Regions from separate parts of the Homo sapiens genome. Here region 1 is linked to region 2. The links are chromatin loops, found by intact Hi-C in ENCODE. Cell type or tissue: GM12878. All regions are shown on one strand. Links, peaks and the distances in the headings refer to the core of each region. The heading gives the core; the rest is flanking DNA. Region 1 has its middle 10 kb from the start of ZFP90. Region 2 overlaps CDH1 (cadherin 1).

What was found. Peaks named below come from ENCODE experiments on the same cell type or tissue, not always from the same donor. Only the 100,000 strongest peaks of a DNase experiment are listed, where the experiment ranks them.
Region 1: it touches region 2 in a loop (4-fold over the local background); 2 of 110 quality-filtered maps call a loop at or near these places.

The regions. Positions count from the first base shown.
Region 1 is chr16:68,525,031-68,533,650 of GRCh38, forward strand. It overlaps a transcript of ZFP90 not described here. Among named protein-coding and RNA genes, the nearest start is that of ZFP90, 10 kb to the right of the region's middle. RefSeq lists enhancers at 4,947-5,006, 5,477-5,536. In GM12878, for the core only: a CTCF peak has its summit at 3,784 (motif pointing right); DNase peaks (open chromatin) are centred at 3,801 and 5,031; H3K4me3 peaks cover 1,388 bases; H3K27ac peaks cover 276 bases.
Region 2 is chr16:68,752,554-68,761,173 of GRCh38, forward strand. All of the region lies in intron 2 of CDH1 (cadherin 1), which reads left to right. Among named protein-coding and RNA genes, the nearest start is that of CDH1, 20 kb to the left of the region's middle. RefSeq lists enhancers at 983-1,940, 3,974-4,118, 4,112-4,211, 4,703-4,847, 4,892-4,941 and 4 more and cis regulatory regions at 4,046, 4,775, 6,256. In GM12878, for the core only: no CTCF peak of the experiment used is centred there; DNase peaks (open chromatin) are centred at 3,998, 4,418 and 4,978; H3K4me3 peaks cover 1,464 bases; H3K27ac peaks cover 4,748 bases.

The DNA.
Region 1 (8,620 bases), core at 324-8,323, 230 kb before region 2:
GTAGCCCAGGCCGGGCGCAGTGGCTCACGCCTGTAATCCCAGCACTTTGGGAGGCCGAGGTGGCCGGATCACAAGGTCAGGAGATCGAGACCATTTTGGCCAACATGGTAAAACCCCGTCTCTACTAAAATACAAAAAATTAGCCGGTCGTGGTGGCGTGCACCTATAGTCCCAGCTATTTGGGAGGCTGAGGCAGGGGAATCGCTTGAACGCGGGAGGCGGAGGTTGCAGTGAGCTGAGAAAACGCCATTGCACTCCAGCCTGGGCAACAGGGCAAGACCCCATCTCAAAAAAAAAAAAAAAAAGAGAATAGCCCAAAGGGAGTTTCTCTGTCGTAATAGGAGTTTTGTATCTTAAATTTACCATGGTTCTATTAATATATACATATGACAAGGTGCCACAGAATTATAAACAAAGACATAAAAAATATATGCAAAGCAGGTAAAAATCCAAGTAAGGACTTTAGATAAATATATTGTGCCAATATCAATTTCCCGATTTTGAGAATGCACTAGAATTATGTAAGGTGCCAGTATCGAGGGAAACTGGGTGATGGGTACACGGGACCTCTTCGTTCTACTTTTGCACTTCTTGTGAGTCTGTCATTAACTCAAAATCAAAAGTGTAACAAAATCTGTACTAGCTTTATTCTGTTTTGAATATTTTGAGTTCGGGGGTGGCTAGTGTCATGGAATATTATCCGGGACTCTGGTTGCAGCAGTCAAAGAACCCATTTTATTTATTTGTTGACTTTATTTATCTGTATTTGAGACAGAGTCTCCCTCTGTCGCCCAGGCTGGAGTGCAGTGGCACGATCTCGGCTCACTGCAGCCTCTGCCTCTCAAAGCGATTCCCCTGCCTCAGCCTCCTGAGTAGCTGGGATTACAGGCGCACACCACCACGTCTGGCTAATTTTTTGTATTTTTAGTAGAGACGGGGTTTCACCATGTCGACTAGGCTGGTCTCTAACTCCTGACTTCAGGTGATCCACCCGCCTCGGCCTCCCAAAGTGCTGGGATTACAGACGTGAGCCACCACGCCCGGGCAGAGAACCTATTTTAAACTGGCATAGGACAAAACAGGAAGAAATTATTGGTGCATATAATTAAACTGTGAAACTAGCAGGGCTAGAGCTGCACACAGGGCCAGCTAACTCGGGACTGGCACAAAAAGAACTCTCTCTCTCTCTGCCGCCTCCTCTCCCTTCCCTCCTCCCATCCCCCTCTCCCATCTCCTCCTCTCCCATCCCTCATCTCTTCCTCCCCACTCTCTTTCTCAACCTGCACTCTGGACTCCTCTCTGTGTGTTGGCTTCCAATCCTCACAGCCCTGCTGACAATCTAGGGGGAAAGGCTTCCTTCTACAGAGCATCTACATAAAACATCAGAGGGAAGCATCTGATTGGCCTGCTTTGGGTCACATGGAGTCTGTGATTAACCGCGTCACCAGAACTTCATAGAGGAGGAAGAAGAACTGCCCCTAAAGGAAGAGGGTGCTGTTACTGAGAGATGAGAGAAGGGATGCTGGCTGGGGTAGTGAGAGGTGACAGCATGCTGGCAGCCCTCGCAACCCTCGCTGGCTCTCAGCGCCTCCTCGGCCTTGGCACCCACTCTGGCCGCGCTTGAGGAGCCCTTCAGCCCACCGCTGCACTGTGGGAGCCCCTTTCTGGGCTGGCCAAGGCCGGAGCTGGCTCCCTCAGCTTGCGGGGAGGTGTGGAGGGAGAGGCGCAGGCGGGAACCGGGGCTGCGCACAGCGCTTGCGGGCCAGCGCGAGTTCCGGGTGGGTGTGGGCTCCGCGGGCCCTGCACTGGGATCGCCTGGCCAGCCCGCAAGCCCTGGGCAGTGAGGGGCTTAGCACCTGGGCCAGCAGCTGCTGTGCTCGGTTTCTCGCCCAACCTTAGCTGCCTCCCCGCCGAGCAGGCTTGGGACCTGCAGCCCGCCATGCCTGAACCTCCCCCCGCCCCAGGCTCCTGCGCAGCCCGAGCCTCCAAGACGAGCGCCGCTCCTGGCTCCACGGCGCCCAGTCCCATCCACCGTTCAAGGGCTGAGGAGCGTGGGACCACGGCGCGGAACTGGCAGGCAGCTCCAACTGCAGCCCCGGTGCGGGATCCACTGGGTGAAGCCAGCTGGGCTCCTGAGTCTGGTGGGGACTTGCAGAATCTTTATGTCTAGCTAAGGGATTGTAAATACACCAATCAGCACTCTGTATCTAGCTCACAGTTTAGTAAACACACCAATCAGCACCCTGTGTCTAGCTCAGGGTTTGTGAATGCACCAATCGGCACTCTGTGTCTAATTAATCTGGGGGGACTTGGAGAACCTTTATGTCTAGCTAAGGGATTGTAAATACACCAACCAGCACTCTGTATCTAGCTTAAGGTTTGTAAACACACCAATCAGCACCCTGTGTCTAGCTCAGGGTTTGTGAATGCACCAATCAGCACTCTGTATCTAGTTACCCTGGTGGGGACTGGGAGAATCTTTATGTCTAGCCAAGGGATTGTGAATGCACCAATCTGCACTCTGTATCTAGCTCAAGGTTTGTAAATGCACCAATCATTTCTCTGTGTCTAGCTCAGGGTTTGTAAATAAACCAATCAACACTCTGTATCTAGCTAATCTAGTGGGAATCTGGAGAACTTTTGTGTCTAGCTCAGGGATTGTAAATGCACCAATCAGCACCCTGTCAAAACGGACCAATCAGCTCTCTGTAAAACAGACCAATCGGCTCTCTGTAAAATGGACCAATCAGCAGGATGTGGGTGGGGCCAGATAAGAGAATAAAAGCAGGCTGCCCGAGAACCTAGCGGTAATTCTGCCGCATTCTCTTTCTTCCTGTAGGAGCTTTATTCTTTTTGCTGTTTGCAATTACTCTTGCTAGTGCTCACTTTTCAGGCTCATACTGTCTTTATGAGGTGCAACACTTTCCAGGGAAGTCTGCAGCTTCGGTTCTGAGGCCAGGAAGACTATGAACCCACCAGGAAGAACAAACAACTCCAGACGTGCGGCCTTAAGAGCTGTAACGTTCACTGCAAAGACCTGCAGCTTCATTCCTGAGCCAGCGAGACAACGAAACCACCAGAAGGAAGAATCTCTGAACACATCCGACCATCAGAAGGAACAAACTCCGGACACAACACTCACTGTGAGGGTCCACAGCTTCATTCTTGAAGTCAGTAAGACCAAGAACCCACCAATTCTGGACACAGGAGGGGGGAGATCCACATTACAACATACAAAATAGGTAAATGTACATATTGATTAATAGAAATGTACATATTCATTAATATAAAATTAGTTCCTAAATCTATTGGGTATAAGGAAACAACTTTCTAATGTAGTTAAGGTTTCAGTGTGGTGGCTTGCACACACACTGTTGGTTATCAGACCAGCGCCAGCCAGTCTTAACCACAGAGGGGCATGATAAGCTCTGGAGAAGAGAGATGCTGAGCCTTCAGGGTCAGAGGCAGGCCAGAAGGGACCTTGGAGGGCCCTTGAAGACAAAATCGCCAGAGGCTCAACTGTGACATGGGAGGGTATACAGCTCTGGGGACAGTGGCTTCTGGGATCCTGGATGACACTTGGTGTCAGAGTGGGCTTGGCAAGTTTCTTAAATTCTCTGAACCTGTTACCCCAGGTGTCAAATGGGGATGAGAATATCTATCTCACAGGTTGTTAAATTCAGTTGAGATAGTGTGAAGTGCCTCGCCTGGTCCCCTGCTGGTGTTGCTGCTTGGTTGGCTTTACAGCAGTAGTGCGTCGCAGAGGACGGCAGGTGGCGCTCGAGCCCAGCAGTTTTGAGATGCACGCCCCAGAAGGTCGAGGCAAAACAGGCGCCTGGTGTCAGTAGAGGAAAGGTAGCCGAGGTGCTGGGACACGCTTTCGCGAGGTCAAAAGCTAGTGGGCGCGCATTTCGGCCTCAAACGCTGCAGAGAGGGTCAGAAGCTACCCAGGTCCCACTTAGTGGTTCAGCCTTGTTTTCTTGTCAGGGGATCCCGGTTCCCTGTTGCTCTGGGAATCGCAGGTTCTCCAGCTTAATAGAAGCGGATCTGGCTATATTCGTTGAGTCCCATCTCTTCTCACCGTTTTCATGGAAACCAGAGGGTGGGGCACTTTATTGAACGTTTTAAGTTACTGGAAGTTGGATATCCAGAAGGCTGGACCCACGCCGGGTCGAGTGAGGAACTGGAGGTCCAATCCACGGGGATGTTAATGTGTTTTGTTTTGTTTGTTTTTTTGAGACAGGGTCTCTGTCACCCAGGCTGGAATGCTGTGGCACGACTATAGCTCACTGCAACCTCGATCTCCTGGATTCAAGCAATACTCCTGCCTCAGCCTCACAAGTAGCTGGGCCACCACGCCTGGCTAATTTTTGTTTGCTTCTGTTTTTGTTTTGTTTTTGTTGTTGTTTTGTTGTTGTAAAGACGGGGGTGGGGGGTGGTCTCACTGTGTTCCCCAGGCTGGTCTCAAACTCCTGGGCTCAAGCGATCCCCTGGCCTCGGCCTCTCAAAAAGTGTTGGGATTACAGGTGTGAGCCACCAAGCCCGGTCCCTTGTAGATGTTTTTCTTTTTGTTTTTTAATTTTTGTGGGTATACAGTAGGTGTATATATTTACGGGGTCTATGAGATGTTTTGATAGACATGCAACGTGAAATAAGCACATCATGGAGAATGGGATCCTCGTGGATATGAAAGATAGAGCAGGCAACAAGAAAGGCAGTTGACGTTAACGACGGGTCCCTGATGCTCTCCCAGGCTGGGTTAGGACTAGGTCCCGCTGAATGCCTCATCCTCCGCCCTCCAAGCCCAGGAGTGCCTTCTTGCCCACCGGGGCGCGGGGTTTGAAGAGGCTTTGAGGCACCACTTGGGCACGTGGAGACCTCTGCCAGTCTCTCTCGTCCCGCCCCTGCGTTCCCGGTTTCCAGGGGACTTGCGAGTCGGTCTTTTCTGCCTTCGAACTCTTGAGTAGCTAGCAGAACCCGGAGGAGCTCTCAGAACCCCAGGCCGTTGTCATGGAGAGAGCGCGCGCCCAACTACGTGGCTTGTGATTGGCTGGGAGGCACGCCCCCGCCCTCCCCTTCCAGCCCGTGGCTCGGCGACTTACAGGGAGGGAGAACATGGCTGCTGGCTTTTAGCACCTGGTGGGTTTCGCGCCTTGCAACTCGACAACTGCCGGGACGGAGTCTGGCTGCGCGACCCCCTGCGGCAGGTGCTGGGCGAGGCGCCTCCCCTGCAACTAGCCTGCCGCTTCCCTCCCGGCACCCCCGCCGCCAGCCCCGAGCGCGGACCTGGAGCGGAGAAGAGAGGTCGGTGCCTCCAACCCGGGGCCGCGGTCGAGGGGCGCGCGTCGTTGCTCTGGGACTCACTGTCGACCAACCCCCATTCCTCAGGGGCTCGGCTCCTTCCCCAAGGCTCAGGACGTAGAGCTTGGGCGGGGCCCCCTGCCCAGCAGCAGTCAGCGGAGCTGCACGAGTCAGACTCCACTTCTGGTGCACCTGGTACCTTGGTGCGCTGGGCTGAGGGCTTAGGGGTGGTTCTGGTTGGGGTGGCGTTTTGGATCTGTGAGCAGGAGCCGATGAATTCCCCCGAGTGTGTGTGTTCGTGTGTGTCTCCGTCTGTGCAGAAATCCGAGCCAACCACTAGAGCTCTGTGAATGGGGAGAGCTTCACTCTCCAAAATATCCAGTTGGTCCCCTCTCCCATAGCAACTCCAGGTTTTATAAATAAAAATTTTTGAGACCGGGTGCGATGGCTCACGCCTGTAATCCCAGCACCCTGGGAGGAGAGGCGGGTGGGTCACTTGAGCCCAAGTTGGAGTACAATAAAGCCAAAAGTGTAAACAACCCACATGCCCACCAACTGATGAGTGACTAGACAGAATGTGATATGTCCGTATAATCATATTATTCAGTAATACAAAGGAATGCGTTGGTGATATGGGTTACAACATGTATGAACCTCAGAAGCACTACTGTTATAGGAAAGTGGTCCCTATCCAGACCCCAAGAGAGGGCTCTTGGCTGTCTAGCAAGAATTTAGGGCGAGGTCCACAGTGCAAAGCAAAAGCAAGTTTATTAAGAAAGTAAAGGAATAAAAGAATGGCTATGCCATCAACAGAGGGCTGCTGGTTGCCCATGTTAATGGTTATTTCTTGATACGCTAAACAAGGGGTGAATTATTTATGTCTCCCCTTTTTAGACCATTTAGGGTAACTTCCTGATGTCATGGCAGTTGTAAACTGTTATGGCGCTTTTGGGAGTATAGCAGTGAGGACGACCAGAGTCACTCTTGTTGCCGTCTTGGTTTTGGTGGGTTTTAGCCAGCTTCTTTACTGCAACTTGTTTTATCAGCAAGGTCTTTATGACCTCTATCTTCTGCCAACCTCCTATCTCATCCTATGACTTAGAACGGCTTAACTGTCTGGGAGTGTAGCCCAGTAGGTCTCAGCCTCATTTTACCTAGCTCCTATTTAAGATGGAGTTGCTCTGGGTCACACGCCTCTGACACGACAAGTGAAAGAAGCCAGTCACACACATACAAATATATACCGCATGACCCCATTTATGTGAAATGTCCAGAATAGGCAAACTACATAGAGAAAAAGTAGAGCAGTGGTTGCCTAGGACTGCAAGGTGGCAGGGTAGGATTAGGGAATGGCTACTAATGGGCATAAGTTTTCTTTTGGGGATGATGAAAATGTTCTAGAATTCCATTATAGTGATGGTTATATAACTCTCTACATCCAGTAAAAACTACTGAATTGTACACTGTAAACTGTGAGCGCTATAGTATATGATTTATATCTCAGTAAAGCTGTTAGAAAAAGAAAGGGCCTGGTGTGGTGTCTCACGCCTGTAATCCCAGCACTTTGGGAGGCCGAGGTGGGTGGATCGCCTGAGGTCAGGAGTTCGAGACCAGCCTGGCTAACATGGTGAAACCCCATCTCTACTAAAAATACAAAAATTAGCTGGGCGTTGGGGCTGGCGCCTGTAATCCCAGCTACTCGGGAGGCTGAGGCAGGAGAATCGCTTGAACCCAGGAGGCGGAGGTTGTAGTGAGCCAAGATTGTGCCATTGCACTCCAGACTGGGCAACAACAGCAAAACTCCGCCTCAAACAAAAAAAAAAAAAAAAAAAAAAGGAAATGGGTGGAGTGGGGAGAAAGGTGGGATGTAGAGAAATTCTAGGAGTTCCAGAAAAGGCAGTATTGGTAGCCAGTGGAGGAAAGAGTTCCAGGGAGATAAGTGCCATAAAGCATTAGATAAAATCTGCCTGATGTCCAGTCAGGTCATCAACTAGCTAAATCACTGGACATGTTGGGAAAATCAGTATCAGAGTAAGGTGAAGGTAGAAGCCAAACAACAGTCAAAACAAGGCATGAAGGGGAAGTGAGGACTTGGTCTTCACAAGATGGTATACTTTTTCTAGAAGTTCAGATGAAACGCATAGGGGTAAAGAAGAATGGGAGCTGAGAGACATCTGGGGACAAGAAATCTGTGTGTGTGTGTGTGTGTGTGTGTGTGTGTGTGTCTTTCAGAAGGGACAGATTTAAGCATGGTTATAAGTCCAATGGAAAAAGCCAAAAGGAAAAAAATGTGAGATGTAGAAGAAATATGGATGATAGATTAGAAGGGATTGGGGACCAAAGACCCCGAGAGAGCACGTTTCTCCAAATCAGCAAAGGAACATCTGTCTCTAAGACTGGAGGTGAAGTGGAGAAGTGGGTTGAAAAGTGGGTATAAAAATTGTCAACAGGCTCATTTTCCCAGCAATTTTCAGCTGGCATGATACTGGACTTTGTAGGTCAGTTTCAACACAAGTGGGGATAAAAGAATCAAGAGCCCTGGTAGGAAAAAAGTTCAGTTGACTGGCTGTGAGGTCTTCATAAAGGAGAAAGAGAAACAAATACTGACATTCAGAGAAAGTGAGAGACCGAGAGGCCATAGGGACCTTTGACATATAGTCAACCCACTGAAGTCCCTCTTTATCCTCCAAAACAATATAATAATCTTAGAACCTTTAATCTCTCATCAGGAGAACCTTGATTTTTTTCTGTTGACCTGGATTTTAGTTTCATCTTTTTTTAAACCCACAAGACATAATCAATAGTTTTATATAGTCAATTTTAATTTAGATTTACACGTAGATTTACCACTTTTTTTTTTTTGAGACGGAGTCTCACTCTGTCACCCAGGCTGGAGTGCAGTGGCGCGATCTCGGCTCACTGCAAACTCCGCCTTCCGGGTTCGCGCCATTCTCCTGCCTCAGCCTGAGTAGCTGGGACTACAGGCGCCCGCCACCACGCCCAGGCTAATTTTTTGTATTTTTAGTAGAGATGGGGTTTCACCGTGGTCTCGATAATCCTGACCTCGTGATCCGCCCACCTCGGCCTCCCAAAGTGCTGGGATTACAAGCGTGAACCACCGTGCCCGGGAGGTAGAGTTACCACTTTCTTTGTTCACTGTTTCCTTGTCTATATATGACTGCATGTGGAATCATTTTCCTTCCATTTGAAAGACACCCAACTTTAATGAGTCTCTGTTGATGACATTCTGTTTTTTGTTTTTCCAAAAATCCCTCTATTTAATCCTCATTGATGAAGATATAATTCTAGCTGTCTTCCA
Region 2 (8,620 bases), core at 368-8,367:
AAACAGATCTCTCTAGAGGATATTTCACTGTAGTTGTTTTTTTCTTTTTTTAAAGACAGGGCTTTATGTATTAGCCACAGAGAAGGGAGGAGGGGTGTTCTCAGGGCGTGTGCCTCTGGTTGGCACTCCCCAGTTTCTCTGAGCTCTGCACACCCCTGATGTAACCTTACCTAATTGTCTTGTCACAAAACAGCTTGCAGTCTGGAGTCTAAAGGTCAGATGAGCCATTTCTACCCCACACTTCTGAGTGTAAGGAAGCACCAGATCAAAATCTAGGCAGATATCTGAGCCCGCCAGAGCCATCTGTTTGGTTTCCTATTGTGTGGGTAACACCTTCCTTGAGCAAGGCTCTCAGATACACCCAACACCTGCCCCCTGGGTATCTCAGCATCCTTCAGACCCATGAATTGTTCAAGAACCGATGTCTGTTCTTCCAGTTTTTGGCAGTGCAGAGGAGCCTGGAAAGAGCTTGATGAGAGACGCAAAAAGCTCAAAGACAAAAATGCAAGGCCGGCCAGGCGTGGTGGCTCACGCCTGTAATCCCAGCACTTCGGGAGGCCGAGGCACAAAAATCTCTTGAACCTGGGAGGTGGAGGTTGCAGTAAGCTGAGATCGCGCCACTGCACTCCAGCCTGGGCGACAAAGCGAGACTCAGTCTCAAAAAAAAAAAAAAAAAAAAGCAAGGCCTGCTTAATCAGATCTCGGCCAAGATAAAAATCTCATGGCTTCAAAATCCATCTGATCAATAAATATTCATGAGAGAGTACTGTAGGGCAACATCTTGTAAATCTTTTTTTTTTCTTATTTTCTTGAGAGGGAGTCTCCCTCTGTCACCCAGGCTGGAGGGCAGTGGTGCAATCTTGGCTCACTGCAACCTCTGCCTCCCAGGTTCAAGCGATTCTCCTGCCTCAGCCTCCTGAGTAGCTAATTTTTAGCCACCATGCCCGGCTAATTTTTGTATTTTTAATAGACACGGGGTTTCACCGTGTTACCCAGGATGGTCTCAATATCCTGACCTCGTGATCTGCCCTCCTCGGCCTCCCAAAGTGCTGGGATTACAGGCGTGAGCCACCGCGCCCGGCACATCTTACAAATCTTTATGTAACCTAGACTGTCCTGCCTTCAGCAGGGTAATGGCTTAATGGGTAGTGTGGCTAGATTTAGCAAATAACAATACAGGACTATCAGTTACATTTGACTTTCAGATAAACGATGGCTAATATTTAGCATAAGTATGTCCCATGCAATATTTGAGACATACTTAAAAAAAAATTATTTGGCAGGGGCAGGGCACGGTGGCCGACTGTAATCCCAGTACTTTGGGAGGCTGAGGCAGGCGGATCATGAGGTCAGCAGATCGAGACCATCCTGGCTAACATGGTGAAACCCCATCTCTACTAAAAATACAAAAAAAAATTGGCCAGGCGTAGTGGCAGGCGCCTATAGTCCCAGCTACTTGGGAGGCTGAGGCAGGAGAATGGCTTGAACCTGGGAGGTGGAGCTTGCAGTGAGCCAAGTGAGCCATTGTACTCCAGCCTGGGTGACAGAGCGAGATTCTGTCTCAAAAAAAAAAAAAAAAAATTATTCGGCAGGGCACAGTGGCTCATGCCTGTAATCCCAGCACTTTGGAATGTTGAGGTGGGAGGATCCCTTGAGACCAGCCTGGGCAACATAGGGAGACCCTGTCTCTACAAAAGATTTTTAAAAATTAGCCAGGCCTGGTGGCATGAGCTGGCAGACCCAGCTACCTGGGAGGCTAAGGTGGGAGGATCACCTGAGACCACAGAGGTCAAGGCTGCAGTGAGCTGTGACTGCCTCCCTGCACTCCAGCCTGGGCGACAGAGTGAGACACTGTCTCAAGAAAAAAGAAAAGTATTTGTTGTTGTACTCTGTATTGTGATCATAAGCAACAGTGTATTGAGCGGTGCTTTCTGTATGTTGAACTCTTCCCGTATGCCATCTCCTGTAACCCTCATGCACACAGGTGTGTCATGCACACAGGAAGTGGGAGAGCCTGGCCGTATGTCTGGTGGCTGTTGGACTCCAAAGTCTGTGCTCTTTATAGCAGGAAAAGGCAACTCACAGAACAGTCTGTGAGCAGCCAGGTGAAAGGGATGGATCATTCCTTCTCTGAAGGTCTCAGGTGACAGAGGTATTTGTCTGTCCATTCACTTAATGAATTTGTGCTGAGCACCTGCCAAGCCCTCTGCTAGGCATTGGGGATGCAGCGGGGCCCAAACAGAGAAAAAGCCCTGTCCTCATGGAATTTCTCTTCTAATTGGAGGGGACAGGTAGATGGTGATGTATGGAAGAAAGAATAAAACTCAGCAGGAAGGGTGATAAAAACTATGCATTGGGGTGGAGAAATTTAGGGGCAGTCATCACTAAGAAGGATGGCATTTGTGTAAAGAAGAAGAAGTGAGGTGCTCAATAGATGTTAGAACTGGACTGTGTCAGCTGGGTGTGGTGGTTTATGACTGTAATCCCAAGCCAAGGCAGGTAGATCTCTTGAGCCCAGGAGTTCAAGACCAGCCTGGGCATGATAGAACCCCGCCTCTACAAAAAATCCAAAAATTAGCCAGGTGTAGTGGCATATGCTTGTAGTCCCAGCTACTTGGGAGCTGGGGTGAGAGGATCACTTGAGCCTGGGAGGTTGAAGCTGCCTGGGAGGTTTAGCCATGATCGTACCACTGCATTCCAGCCTGGGTGACAGGGCAAGACTCTGTCTCAAAAAAAAAAAAAAAAAAAAAATAGAATTGGACTGTATCTTGAGGGGACTGGACTTCTACATTCAAGTCTATATTCATGTCATTGAAAAAGACTGTTCTCTAGTCAGGCATTTTTCTTTTAATTTTTAAATTTTTTGTTAAAATAAATAGAGAGGGTCTTGTTACGTTGCCCAGGCTAGTCTCGAACTCCTGAGCTTAAGCAATACCCCCGCCTTGGCCTCCCAAAGTGCTAGGATTACAGGTCTGAGCCACCATGCCCGGCCAGGCCAGGCATTTTCTAGAGAAGGAATCCTGAGGGCTCATTTTCACATCTCCTTCATTTTTTATTTATTTATCTTTCTCTTTTGACCTGCCACTTTAGGAACATCTCCTTTAAAGGGTATCAGATTCAAACCAGGAAATAATGCTCATTCCAAGCCACTCCCCACCCCTCAGCATGTTGCCCAAGAGGAATATTGCTCCAGCAGAGTTTTCTAAATTTTTTTTTTTTTTTTTTTTGAGACAGAGTCTTGCTCTTGTTGCCCAGGCTAGAGTGCAGTGGCCTGATCTCGGCTCATTGCAACCTCTGCCTCCCGGGTTCAAGCGATTCTCCCACCTCAGCCTCCGGTGTAGCTGGGATTACAGGCATGTGCCACCACACCTGGCTACTTTTTGTATTTTTCGTAGAGACGGGGTTTCACCATGTTGGCCAGGCTGGTCTCCAACTCCTGACCTTAGGTGATAAGCCCTCCTCGGCCTCCCAAAGTGCTGGGATTACAGGCATGAATGAGCCACTGTGCCTAGCCGAGTTTTCTAAAGATTCTTCCTGCAGAGGGATGATATTTTCTAAACAGGCATCATTTAGGGCATATTTTTTTTTTTTTTTTGTGCATGTATACGAGTGTTCCTAGGACCTGGTACTTACTTTGGAATCTCACCTTCAGTACGAGGCTTCCTCCCCAACAAATTCTTCACCACAACTATGTGGGAGTGTTTGAAAAAGGGAACAAGATGACCAACTTGTTGGTGGGGAGAGTTGTGGCTTTCCTATTGGAAAACATCATCCCTTGAATAAGCAGTGAGGCAAACACCTGGGCACTTACTTTATGAACAGGTGGGGTGGGGCCCTGAGTCACCGACATTGAGAGGCCTCTCCTGGTAAGGTTTTTCAATATCAGGTTGAATCAGCGGTGACATCACCCTCTATAGTGACAGGTACTCTAGGTGCCGGCTCTTACTCATAAGTCCCAGGAGATACTAGCCCTAGATCTCGTCTCTGTTAGCTTCGTGCTAAAAGGTTTTGGAGAAATAACAGCTGCTTGGTGACGTTCATGTGGCTGGTTTCATTACCACCTAACTCCCAGGCTTGTAATCATGACTAAATTTTCTGGAGAAAATAGAATTTGTGGTTGTATTTCTTGTAACTTTTGCCTTCTTGTCTCAAGTCTGCATTTAAAAAGAGGCCGGGTGCGGTAGCTCATGCCTGTAATCCAGCACTTCGGGAGGCCAAAGTGGGAGGATTGCTTGAGCCCAGAAGTTGGAGACCAGATTGGGCAACAAAGGGAAACCCTGTCTCTACATACAAAAACAATTACCCAGGCATGGTGGCGTGTGCCTGTGATCCCAGCTTCATGGGAGGCTGAGGCAGGTAGATCCCTTGAGTCCAGGAGGTTAAGGCTGCAGTGAGCTGCGTTTTGCACCACTGCACTCCAGCTTGGGTGACAGAGCGAGACGCTCTCTCAAAAACAAAAAACAAAACAAAACAAAGCCCTCTTCTACTCCTTGAGGTTTTTGGATGTTTCAGAGCTGTATTTTGAGTCTCTGATTTTTGTTTTGTTTTGTTTTGAGACAGAGTCTTGCTCTGTCACCCAGGCTGGAGCGCAGTGTTGGAGTCTCAGCTCACTGCAACCTCCACCTCCCAGGTTCAAGCTATTCTCCTTCCTCAGCCTCCCGAGTAGCTGGGATTATAGGCCAGCGCCACCATGCCCGGCTAATTTTTGTATTTTTAGTAGAGACAGGGTTTCACCATGTTGGCCAGGCTGGTCCTGACCTCAAGTGATCCGCCCACCTTGGCCTCCCAAAGTGCTGGGATTACAGGTGTGAGCCATGGCAACCAGCTGAGTTTTTGATTTTGAAACTTCCTGTAAGTTGTACTTATTTTTCTTTGGGCTTTGTAATTTGGTTATGATTTTTCATTCTTCTTTCTGCTAATCCTCTCACTTCCACCATGGGAGTGTTTAAATACCTGGGAAGCTGTTGAACCTAGGAAACCACATTTTACTTGCCAGATGTGAGGTTTCATTTCTGGTTTTGACAGAGATTTGACTCTTCAGCATTTATTTCTCTTTTAGCCTATGAGCTTCTCTTAGAGAAGATGAACTGGGAGGGTGGAATGCAGCAGGATTGCCTGGATTCCAATCCCAACTGGACCCTTACTTTTCCTGTGATTTTGGGCAAGTTTCTTTCTCTTTCTTTCTTTCTCTCTCTCTTTTTCTTTCTCTCTCTCTCCTTCCTTCCTTCCTTCCTTCCTTTCTTTCTTTCTTTTTTTTGAGACAGGGCCTTTTTCTGTCACCCAGGCTGGAGTGGAGTGGTACAATTTTGGCTCACTGCAACCTCTGCCTCCTGGGCTCAAGTCATCCCCATCCTCCCACCTCAGCCTCCCAAGTAGCTGGGACTACAGGTGCATGCCACCACTCCAGGCTAATCTTTTTTTTTTTTTTTTTTGTATTTTTTGTAGAGACGAGGTTTTGCCATGTTGCCCAGGCTGGTTTTGAACTCCTGAGCTCAAGCCATCTGCCCGCCTCAGCCTCCCAAAGTGCTGGGATTACGGATGTGAGTTGCTGCACTGGCCTGCAAGTTTCTTTCTTTTTTTTCAAATTTTTTTGTGTCCCTCCCCTCTATCCCAACCCCACCCCATTTTGCCTAGGGTAGGCTTCTTTTTATTTCTTTTTTTTTTTTTTTTTTTTTTTTTTTGAGAGAGAGAGAGAGAGAGAGACCCAAATGGGAATTCCCTAGGGCCAGTTTCTTAATCTTTCTGTGCCTCAGTCCCCTCACCTGTACAAAGGGGATAAACATAGCCCCTACCACAAAGGATTGCAATGAGGATTCAATGAGTTAGCATGTGCGAAGTGCTTCCAGTGCCTGGTACGTAGCAACCACTCTTCATTTAGTTTTTATTGGCTGGGCTCCGTGGTACACATCTGTAGTCCTAGCTACTTGGGAGGTTGAGGCAGGAGGATCACTTGAGCCTGGGAGTTTCGAGGCTGCAGTGCATGCTGATTGTGCCCGTGAATAGTTACTGCTCTCCAACCTGGTCAATGTCTCAAGAATCGATCTCTAAAAAAACAAATTAGTTTTTCTCATTAGATGTTTCTGCTTTAGACTTGTGTCAAGGGAGTGAAAAAGCATGGGGCGGGGGGCGGGTAGTGTAAGTGTCAAAGGAGCCACAGAGGATTGAGTATGAGGAAGAGTGATACCCCCTTATCACTTTGCTCTTGACCTCCTAAAGAATAAGACGCTCCTTTGACCCAACATCCATTTGAGTGCAATTTTTTTTTTTTTTGAGATGGAGTCTTGCTCTGTTGCCCAGACTGGTGCCATCTCGGCTCACTGCAACTTCCGCCTCCCGGGTTCAAGCAATTCTCCTGCCTCAGCCTTCTGAGTAGCTGGGATTATAGGCGCCTGCCACCATGCCTGGCTAATTTTTTCTATTTTTAGAGAGATGGGGTTTCACCATGTTGGTCAGGCTGGTCTCAAACTCCTGACCTCAGATGATCTGCCCCTCTAGCCCTCTCAAAGTGTTGGGATTACAGGTGTGAGCCACCGTGCCCAGCTAATTACATTTAATTAATTTATTTTGAAAAATACAAGGTCTCACTGTGTTGCCCAGGTTGGTCTCAAACTCCTCGGCTCGGGCAATCCTCCTGCCTCAGCCTCCGACAAGTGGTGGGATTACAGGGGGCACAGTGGCTCATGCCTGTTATCCCAACACTTTGGGAGGCCAAGGCAGGAGAATCGCTTGAGCCCAAGAGTTCAAGACCAGCCTGGGCAACATAGCAAGACCCCCATCTCTACCAATAATAATAGTATTGTTATACAATGACCACAATAGTCGTTGCATTCATTTATTGATTGAGTACTCAACTGTTCATGTATGATCTTGTTTTTTTAATCCTTGCATCAACTTTAGAGTTAGGTACTATGGCAATTCCATTTTCTTTTCTTTCTTTTTTTTTTTTTTTTGGTTGAGATGGAATTTTGCTCTGTTGCCTGGGCTGGAGTGCAATGGTGCGATCTTGGCTCACTGCAACCTCCGCCTCCCGAGTTCAAGCGATTCTCCTGCCTCAGCCTCCCAAGTAGCTGGGATTACAGGCGCGTACCACCATGCCCAGATAATTTTTGTATTTTTTAATGGAGACAAGGTTTCACCATTTTGGCCAGGCTGGTGTCAAACTCCTCACCTCAGGTGATCTGCCTTGGCCTCCCAAAGTGCTAGGATTATAGATTATAGGCGTGAGCCACCACGCCGGGCCTGACAATTCCATTTCCAAATCATAAACAGAAGCTTCTACAGCTAGGGGAGCTGGGAAGGAAAAGTGTGTACCGCCCTGGCTGGCTTTTATCCTTCCTGTGCTCAGCGGCTCTATTTCTAAGAATGTTTCCATTCTAGATCCATCACTTTGGCCTAGAAAGGAGCCTCATGCCAAGGTCCACCCATGCAGCCCCTAAAATCCCCTTTTCCACCGTGCCCGGCTGAGTTTTTAAAATTCTAGTTTTCCACAGATGGAAATGTGAACTGTCTTGTAAAGTATTCCATATATATATATTTTTTTTTTTTTTTTAATTTTTTTTTTTTGAGATGAAATCTTGCTCTTGTCCCCCAGGCTAGAGTGCAATGGTGCGCTCTCAGCTCACTGCAAGCTCTGCCTCCCGGGTTCATGCCATTCTCCTGCCTCAGCCTCCTGAGTAGCTGGGACTATAGGTGCCCAACACCACGCCCAGCTAATTTTTTTTTTTTTTTTTTTTGCATTTTTAGTAGAGACGGGGTTTCACCGTGTTAGCCAGGATGGTCTCAATCTCCTGACCCCATGATCCTCCCCCACTCAGCCTCCCAAAGCACTGGGATTACAGGCATGAGCCACCACGCCCAGCCCTTCTAAAGTATTTTAAATTCTAGTTTTCCAAAGATGGGAATGTGAATTGTCTTGTAAAGTATAACCGTCTCCTGCCCCTCCTTTATAACAGGCCTTGGAGAATTTTGCCCCTCCTTTATAACAGGCCTTGGAGAATGTTTCTCCCCCATTCTTTCTCTTTAATCTGGGCAAGGTGTCTTTATTAATAATATCACAGACCACCACACACACCTTGAGGTTTAGTTCTCTTCCGCACAGTGTGTGAGTGCCTTCTGTGTGCTCTGTGTCAGTTACCAGCCTTGTTTCCAGGAGTTTGGAGCTGACCCAGGGGTGATAGAAAACACTGGGATGCCAAGTCGTCAGACAATGGGCTCATTTAGAATTCAGGTGGGGTGGGACTGTGTGGGCTGGGTCAGCTGGTGGAGCTTCCCCAGAGTGGGGAGGCCAGGGGGAGTCTGGGATGTGGGGTGGTATGTGAACAGGAATACGGGGAGACTCTCAGCCTCTGTTGTTGGCTGAGAGGGGGATGCCCCAAGCCTAGAGAGGTGGGGGCGGGACCTCCTGTGCAGAGACTGGGAGACAGGAATATGACAGATGGTATATTTGGATGGTGACTCAGATAGGTCAAGTGAAACTGAACTTCCGGTCCTCGAGTCACACAGGAGGGTAGGGGCTGTGAGAAAACTCCCTCGTTGGTTCTTCCTACAGGGCCTTTGAGGCAGACAGGGCTCAACAGAGCCTGGCAGGACTGCAGAAGGACAATAGTGTGGCTGGTTGGGT